Linked DNA regions of Homo sapiens: region 2 is linked to region 1. A link is an interaction called in ENCODE POLR2A ChIA-PET data of the cell type or tissue named here. Cell type or tissue: A673. All regions are shown on one strand.

The links. Peaks named below come from ENCODE experiments on the same cell type or tissue, not always from the same donor. Only the 100,000 strongest peaks of a DNase experiment are listed, where the experiment ranks them.
Region 2: POLR2A ChIA-PET joins it to region 1 with 8 read pairs; 2 of 35 experiments call an interaction of 5 or more read pairs at or near these places.

Annotation. Positions count from the first base shown.
Region 1 is chr11:38,083,960-38,088,959 of GRCh38, forward strand. No RefSeq gene overlaps it. Among named protein-coding and RNA genes, the nearest start is that of LINC02760, 150 kb to the left of the region's middle. In A673, no CTCF peak of the experiment used is centred here; no DNase peak of the experiment used is centred here.
Region 2 is chr11:37,725,551-37,730,550 of GRCh38, forward strand. It overlaps the pseudogene RPL7AP56. Among named protein-coding and RNA genes, the nearest start is that of LINC02760, 210 kb to the right of the region's middle. In A673, no CTCF peak of the experiment used is centred here; a DNase peak (open chromatin) is centred at 2,001.

The sequences.
Region 1 (5,000 bases):
TGTGCTTTGTTCTCTTTTTTTTTTTTTTGATACTGGCATAATATGACAAAACCTTTTATCTAGTGAAATTATCAGCTATTCCCTCTGGAAAGAAATTTACCATTTTGAGAGGCAATGAAGATATGGCAGGAACATACCTGACTCAAATTCTCTTTTCTAATAGGTCTTTAATTTGAGGATTTTTATGCTAAACTCAAGAATTCGATTAATTTAGAGCTTTATAAGCATTACCCTGAAGCACTGTTCTCAAGTGACCTCTCTTCCTCTTATTTTTCAGATTATTTTCAATATGAGACCATTTATTCCATGGGCATGGGATTGAAATTCAAGGACAATGGTTGCTAGGATATTCACTCTTCATTATCTACAGCAGGGTTTCTCAGCCTCAGAAATTTGGACATTTGGAAGCGAACACCTTTTATCATGGTATCACTGTCCTGTGCTTCACAGGATACGTAGAAGCATCTCTGACATGTATCCACTGAATGTCAGGAGCACCAGCACCCCAGAGTGACAAGCCAAAATTCTGAGATTTTTGTCCTTTTGCAGGAGAGAGAAAATCACCACTAGTTGAGAATAACTTATTCATACAATTGAGATCTGGTTTAAATGATTGTCAAGGATAAAATTAAATGGGGAAGAAACGAGTAGAGATATTGAAGGAATGCAGAGCGGTTAAATAGGTATAGCTGAGTATTAAAATGTGAAAATACACTGAAGCTTATTGTTGCAATCAACTAGTCACAGATATTCTGTACATGTGATGGAAAGGTATGTATTTCTGTGTGCTTCAAGATCCCATTTGAAAATTGGCTTTTCGTTCCTCTTCTTTTTGTCCCTGTCCATTTTTTTTCCACATCTGAGACCTGTTCTATTCTTTTTCCTTTTCCCTTTTTTTTTTTTTTTAGACGGAGTTTCACTCTTGTTGCCCAGGCTGGAGTGCAGTGGCGCGATCTCGGCTCACCGCAACCTCCGCCACCGGGTTCAAGTGATTCTCCTGCCTTAGCCTCCCTAGTGGCTGGGATTACAGGCATGCACCATCACACCCAGCTAATTTTGTATTTTTAGTAGACACGGGGTTTCTCCATGTTGGTCAGGCTGGTCTCAAACTCCCGACCTCAGGTGATCCAACCACCTCCACCTCCCAAAGTGGTGTATTACAGGCCTGAGCCACCATGCCCTGTCCGGACCTGCTCTGTTCTTATGCCCACGTTGAGATAAATTGTTTCTGCCAAGCTCTTGAGTCCCAGGCTCCACCATGTATACTTGTGCTGCTAATTAAAATTTCTCTTTTATCTTCTCTGAATGACTGTCTTTAGAATCTGCTTCCTGCTTCAGTCTATCTATAGCTTGGGTCTCTGCCATTATATCCCCAAAATGGCTGGATTTCTGTAACCTGCCCTGAGAGTTTCCCTGAATGCCTGTTACAAATTCCAAAGGCATTTAACCTGTTGATGATTTTATATAAAATTATTTTAAACTGCCACAGCATTTCATTACAAGCAATTGATACATCCAAGCAAATAATGTATTACCTTATGGATTTTGATTGCTAGGTAAATCTTCTTTGGAAAACCTAAAGGCGAATACCTCCACCCTTCCTTGGGACTGCCACATTTCTCTGAGTAGCCCTGATGCTAGGTTCCAATTTTTTACCAGTTCAATCCATCAGATGGCATGTATTTATTCATGGATGCTCATGTCTTAAATATAAAATATTGGAAAAAATTGTTTTAGTGCTTTGAAACAAGTGTTTTTTAAAAAAGTGATTTAAAATGTCATTTTAGTTATATTACAAGATCACTTTTCTCCTGTAAAAATTCCTGCTTCTTGCTTCAATTATTTATGAAGTATTTCTTCAATCTCTCACTCATTGCAAATTTTTATTTAGAGCTGACTACATTTCAGACACTGAATACTGTAGTTAAATGGTGAACAAAATAGACATATTCTTTGCTGCTTTAAAACTTCAGTAGAGGATAGCAGTAAATATGTATTATAGTACAAGATGACAGGTAAATTAGTAAGAATATAAAGTTCCAGAAAAACATAGGTAAGAGACATAGTGAACCAAAGTTGGGAAGAAAAAAGTACTTGCTTCTTTTCCCTCCCTTTGTTTATATCTTACTTGCTTCAAATCAGAATTGATGTCTAAACTTGGAAAGGGCAGATGGAATGTAGACACATACATAAACCAAAGAACATCATTCTAACCCCAAGGAATAGCATAGCCAAAAGCTTTAAAATTAGTTAAAGCACAGTGCATTTTTTAAAAAATAAAAGTTCAATAAGGCTAGACCTTAAAGTGTAAAAAGGAAGTGAAAGGAGAGCATGAAAACGGATAAAGAACCAAATTATGGTGACATATTTTATGTAGGAGAACTTGGATTTTATCATGAGGAGGATGGTGAACAATGTAACTGAAATGAGGGGTATTTTAGAAATAAACTCTAGCTACTATTGAAAGTAGATTTTAGAGGCAGGAAAAACATTAAAAATATAGTTTTAACATTTCTCATTCTAGAGCAATTGCAATCATCTCCTTCCACGGAGTTCCCATTTTTACAAATTATTTTAACATACAGACCGAGGTAAACATTATTTATTCTCTACCAACTATAGGCATGCTTTGGATGTTCTCTTTTATAAGATTCCTAATTTTAATGGCATAATGTTATCAGCGGTGTGAGGTTTTCTTTACACCTGCTATTTCCTCTCAGGTATAAGAAGCTCCACTGTGGAGGACTTCGGGTCCATTTCCTGCCTCACATGTGTTAGGAATGTAAAGAGCCAGCTGTAAATGAAGTGGACTTCTATGCGAGAAAGCACATTTTCCTGAGTTATACGTCAAATTCTCAAATACCAGTTTCAACAGAAAGGAAGGCAGCATTGTCTTTTGCATTATTTCTTTAGGTTTTTGTCTCATTTGTCTCTTACTTGTTCTAAAACTCAGATGGAGGAGAGGATTGCTTGTATGTCTTTTTAAACTTTCCTAAATATACTTTCTAAGAAAACCAAAATAGAATAATGTTGAACTTTAAGTATTCAAATATGCCACTTTCATTTACACACACTAAAAAGTATCAAAGATGTACTTTAACTTTATCACATGACTGAAAAACTTCATTTATATTAACCATTCTCCCTAATCCCAGGTGGCCTAACAGAAAAAAAAAAAACAATAAGTTATAAGACTTATTAGTTTTTATTTGTTTTGTAAAGGCAAATGAAATTTAGTATGATAGAAAACAAAATATTCATGAATAATTTAAATACAGAGTTTTAGGGACTATGATTTTCTTCACCATTCCAGGTGAACTTTAATTTAATTTGTTAATGTTTAATGAAGAGTTCAACTTTTCCAAGACTGAACAAAGTCTTTTTCGCTATCCAGAGGAAAATGGCAGGACCCTCACATAAGTGCATTTAATCCTGAAAATGTAATTATGAGAACTTAATGAGAAGAAAATCCAGTTAATTGCTTTACTGTTTCTTCCCCATTCCCTTGTTGTTCTTAAGGAAGCTTATTTCGATACTGATGACATTCAGTAGGACACTAATTAGTATAATTTTAAGCTGTTATTAATTACCTTTTTTAAAAGCAAAAGCAAGGCTTTTTAAATTGTTTTTCTGTTTAGAATAAAAGATTAAAATCCTAAACCTCTTAGTATATGTGAATTGAAGCTTGATCAATACTATTTTACTGCATTACCTCTTTATAGCCTCATCTCACATGCTGTGTTTGAGACAGTTGTCTTTTCTTTTGTCCTTACAATGACAGTCTCTAGGCTGTGGTTACTTTTTCTGTCTAACAACTGAGGTTGTATCATATGCCTCTTAAGTGTTTTTGATATAACAAATAAGAATATAAAATGTAGGTGTGCTAAAATCAGAAAGCAAACTTCGAAACATTAAGATTCATAATAAAAATTCATTGTTACATTACATTTTTGCTCCTATATCTTTTCTCCTTGTTTTGATATAAATTCTCTACTTTTAGGTGCTCAGAAATCCCTATTCACATTAGATTTTCAAAACCTATAAACCCAGCAGAACTTTACACTCTGACCATTCATCATTTCCTTTCGAGTTACAAGAAATATAACATATCTAGAATGTTTGGATCTTTTTTCTCCACCAGGAATATCTGTTTCCAAATCTTGTGTACCAAGCTTGTTTCCACTTATCTTTCAAGTCCGAAAATAAATGTCTGATCCTTTGTGAATTTGTCCTGGAGTTCCAGCTTTATACCTGGAGTTCCAGCTTCTATATGGTTTTTCTACTGCAGTGTCTACATTGGTCTCTTTATAGAATTTTCACAATGCAATGCAATAATTATTTTGCACATTAGTCCTTTCTAGATGACCAACTGTGTAGGGTTAAGAGTAGTTTCCTATTTAATTTTGAATTTAAATAGCATAATATATAATATGCACATATATTTTTCGTTGAAATTTTTAAAAAGAAAGTAGCCTTAAGCTACTTTCAACCAAAAATTTGGTATCAGGGCTGAGCATGGCAGCTCACACCTGTAATACCAGCATTTTGGGAGGCTGAGGTGGGAAGATGGTTTGAGTCCAGGAGTTTGAGACTAGGTTGGACAACACAGGAGGACTTCATGTTTACTAAAAGAAAAAAAAAATAGCCAGGAATTGTGGTGCATGCCTTGTGATCCCAGCTACTTGGGAGGCTGAGGTGGGAAGGACACTTAAGGCCAGGTGTTGAGGCTTCAGTGAGCTGTGATCATGCCACTGCTCTCCAGCCTCCAGCCTCTGCGACAGAACAAGACTCTGTCTCAAAAAAAAAGAATAATAATAATAATAGTGATAACTTGCTATCAGGTATTCTATATCTTGGGATGAATGAGGTACCATGTTCAGGGACATTTACGTTTGAAGCCACACATTGAAATTAGGAATTAAATGATTTATCTTCTCTTAAATAAATGTAAAATACCAATAGAAAGAATTAAAAGGTATTTGAGGTGACAGTAAACACTC
Region 2 (5,000 bases), 360 kb before region 1:
CTATGATCATTGCAATATTATTCACCATAGCTGAGGTATAGAGACAACCTAAGTGCCCATCAACAGATAAAGGGACAAAGAATATATGGTATAGTCTCTCCTTCAGTCGCTCAAGATGCCAATAGGAAAGAAGGGCAAGGAAAAGAAGGGGATTCCAGCTCCTGCTGTTGTGAAGAAGCAGCAGACCAAGAAGGTGGTAAATCTCCTCTTAGAGAAAAGACCTAAGAATTTTGGCCTTGGACGGGACAACCTGCCCAAAAGGGACCTTACCCACCTTGTCATATGGCACTGCTATGTCCAGTTGCCCTGGAAAAGGGCTACTTTCTAAATGAGGTTGAAAGTGGCTCTTGCAATTAACCAGTTCACCCAGGCCTTGAGCTGCTAAACAAGGGCTCAACTGCTTAAGCTGGCCCACAAGTACAGACCAGACACAAAGCATGAGAACAAGCAGAGGTTGTTAGTTCAGGCTGAAAAGAAAGCTGCTGGTAAACAGGATGTCCCACTAAGAGACCTCCTATTCTTGAAGCAGAGATTGGCACTGACACCACTTTGGTGGAGAACAAGAAGGCTCAGCTGGTGGTGACTGCATATGACACAGATCCCACAGAGCTGGATGTATCTGCCCTGTGTCAGAAGATGGGTGGTTCCATTGCATTAACTATGGGAAGGCCAGACTGGACTCTAGTACACAGAAAGACCTGCACTACCATTGCCTTCACACACAGGTTACCTCGAAAGAAAAAGGAGCTCTGGCTAAACTGGTGGAAGCTATCATGACCGATGACAAGGACAGATATGATGAAGTATCATCCTCTCTGGGAAGGAAATATCCTGGGTACAAAATCTGTGGCTTGCATTGCCAACCTGGAAATGGCAAAGGCTAAAGAACTTGCCACCGAACTGGGTGAAATGTATGCTATTGAGTTTTATGCTCATAAAACAAGAAAAATTCTTTTCTTAAAATGTGATATGCATACACACATAAATGTGAATACTATTTAGCCTTTAAAAAGAAGAAAATCCTGCCATTTGCAACAACATGGATGAACAAGGGGGACATTATGCTAAGTGAAATAATCCAGAAACAGAAAGAAATATACTGCATGAAGAACCTTAAAAAGTCAAATTCATAGAGCTAGAGAGTAGCATAGTGGTTGCCAGGACTAGAGAGGTGGGGGAAATTGGAAAATGTTGGTTAAAAAGGTACAAAGTTTCAATCATGTAGGATGAATAATTCTAAACATCTGAAGTACAGCATGCTGACTATGGTTAATTAAACTATTTTACACTAGAAATTTGCTAGAAGAGTAGATTACAAGTGCTCTCATTACACACACACACACACACACACACACACCAGGAGATATACACACACACATATGTATATATAATTTTGTTCACTGTAGTAATCATTTCACTGTGTATACATATATCAAAACATCATGTGCATCTTAAATACATACATTTTAAAATAAAATAATAAAGTAACAAAAAAGGAAAAGAAAATACACTTCTAAGAGTAATGGATTACTAATATAAAAATGAAAGAGTTTGTTATTTTTTATAAAGTATAGAGGAGGGAAATCTTTTCCTCTATCTTCTGAGGATTTGATAACTGACCCCATCAGATAAACTGAGAGTAGGCAGATTAACAGGCAAAAATGTATACAAATATGTGCACAGGGACATCACAGAAAAGAAAAGTGAACATTCAAAAACCCAGTGAGATCTGGAAGCTTAAACACCCTCTTTATAGGGGAGAGGGGAGGAGAAATATCAGTAATTTAAGGGAGAGTGAACGATCTCAGAGAAAGATAAATGAGCCCCCAGAAAAAAATAGATGATAGCCTGTGAGAAATTCTGTCTGGGGATGGTGCTGACCTCCAGTCTTCCCTCTTATGGTCTGAATTAATCTTTGCTGGTTGATGCGATTCCTGAGCAGGAGATTGATAATAACTTACTTCTCTTTAGAGGACACATCATTAGGCAAATAAAGGAAGTTCAGAGAAAGGCCCTCTCTGTGTTGGCTGTTTTCCAGGCACGCTCAGTTTAAGTAATCAGTGTACCACAGCAGCATATCTTGGGGTGGCATTTCCAGAACCCCTTTCAATAAAATGAGAACATATTGGCAATCAAAGAAAACAATTATTATTAAGGTAGAATAGATATTACTTAATGAGAAACTTCTAGGACTTTGCAACCAAAAGAGCAGTCAAAGGACCATGAAGGAACTTCTTAGAAATGCAGACTCTTGGGCCCCACTTTGCACATACTGAATCAAAAATCAACATTTTGCCAAAATTCCCTGGTGGTTTGAATGCATAAAGAAGTTTAAGAAATACTCTTCTACAAACCATACTAGACTGTAGCTATTTTGTTTTATACAATCATCAAAGCAGTACTTCTATGTAAACAAATTATTATTATTATTATTATTATTATTATTATTAGACTTTAAGTTCTGGGATGCATGTGCAGAACGTGCAGTTTTGTTACATAGTTATACAGGTGCCAGGGTCGTTTGTTGCACCCATCAACCTGTCATCTACATTAGATATTTCTCCTAATGCCATCCCTCTCCTAGCCCCTCACCTCGTGACAGGCCCTGGTGTGTGATGTTCCCCTTCCTGTGTCCATGTGTTCTCATTGTTCAGCTCCCACTTATAAGTGAGAACATGTGGTGTTTGGTTTTCTGTTCCTGTGTTAGTTTGCTGAGAATGATGGTTTCCAGCTTCATTCATGTCCCTGCAAAGCACATGATCTCATTCTTTTTATGGCTGCATAGTATTCCTTGTTGTATATGTGCCACATTTTCTTTACTCAGTCTATCATTGATGGGCATTTGGGTTGGTTCCAAGTCTTTGCTATTGTTAACAGTGTTGCAATAAACATATGTGTCTTTATTGTAGAATGATTTATAATCATTTTGGTATATACCCAGTAATGGGAATCCTGGGTCAAATGGTATTCCTAGTTCTAGATCCTTGAGGAATCGCCACACTGTCTTCCACAGTGGTTGAACTAATGTACACTCCCACCAACCATGTAAAAGTGTTCTTATTTCTTCACATCATCTCATACCATTGTGAAGATAAGAAATGTGGTTCCCAGAAAATTTAAGTACCTTTCTCAAGGTCATGCAGTGAGTAAATTAAAAGGAAATGTGAAAGAGGGATTGTCAGAATTGTGAACCCAAGTATATCTGATTCAAAAGCCTGTGCAAAGAACCTGTTCTTCATTTTTAAAAAATACAGTAACCCCTTTTAAATCTGACCTAAGTTCTCTCAGCATTTTTGGATGTCTTTGAAATACTAATCTGAATTTTATATAACATACCTGGAAAAAATGAGAAGTTTTCTACTTCCTCAAAGAACTAAAATTTTGGTAAGGAGGTAATATAACGTAAAGCTAATGGCACTGGCCCTAAAACATTTGTACAGAATTTAGAACATCCATGTCTTATACACTCATCTTAGGTGTGTAAATATGATTTCATGCTGTAATTTACTTACTACATAAGGCAATAGTAATGACAGTAGTTTTCCTAAAATACTGTGGTAAGATCTAAAGTAAACTAAATAATTATTCCAATAATGAAATTAAATAAGTACATGGGGAAAATATGAAAATATTAATGCTGGGCAAAGCATCTTTTAATTTCTTTGTAAAGATTAGAAAAATGCTTCAGAACTTATACCCTGTTACTATATCCTGAGGTCTGAAACACAGTGAACTCTTTTAAAATGAATAAAATAATAAAATATTTCAGAAATTAGACAAGAAAAATTTATATGCAAAACTTTATACACAATAATTATGATGATTTTTAAGACTTGACAGAAAACTACATGTATGCTCTTGCCGGTACCACTCAATATAAGAGTGGAATATTAATGCAGGAACTATATATTACAAATGAACAATCAGATGTGATCTGACATAGAATTTTAGTAAAATAACTAGGTAAGAGCTATAGCTTGAATGTGAGAGTGTTTTAATTTCCCAGACACCTTGGGGTGGTTTATTGGGACAACAAAAGAACTCTCAGAAATAAGACACACATGTTTTCTTCTTCTGTAAGCTATTTCCCATAAAAAGCTCCAGGGCTAGTCATAAAACAGTCTTAAAAATAATGAGCTAAAGGGGATTCAGTGTAGATTTAATGATTTTTCAATCTCTTATGACAAGAAAAGATGAATGAATCTTTAGTTTTAAATACTTGTCTTTCAGACTTTTTTTGTTTATAAGACATGACCATAAATTTAATCTTTCCACAATAAAGAATAGTTTCATCTTAGTATGTCATATGTAAATAAAACATTTTTCATTCTTTTTCTTTTTCTGATGATAAATGGAAAGATTTTTTTTCTTTGATGAGCAGTCTTTATCAGTGACTTCTATTTCAAAGTCATTTATAGAAATCTATTGAAGCAGATGATCAAAGAATCTATTGAACTTGCTTTCAGGGATGTCTGTGAGAAGCATCATTGTGTAACAATAACATTATATTATTTACACACTTAATTCAATTAAAAGGAGACTGTTTTAATTCTTAGTTTAGGCTGAAGTTCCATAATTAAACTGAATTAGGTATCAATATCCGTATTTTATAGGAGAAATATTTTACTGCCTATGGAGGACTTGCCATCAGGGTGGCCTTTGGCTTTCTGGGCCTCTCAACCATTAAGCAGACTTAAGCCAAACATAGTGGTAGGGCTGGGCAACACTGATTGTGAAGGGATTCATGTTGAGGACTTCTTGGGAGTGTGTTATTGAATAACTGTCTAGCTCTTCTCCCTTGTCCAACAGGATAGGAGCAGGTACACTGGCCATTTTAAGCCAAGTGAAGGTGCCTTCAACACAACCACTTAGAAAGGTTCTCATGTGTTATCTGAAGTTTGCAGAAGAGAAAATGAGTATATGCCTCTTACCTAGAAAAGTCTAAGGGAGTAAAGCTGATTGAGACTGAATTGCATGCCCACGGATAGGACCAGAGATTT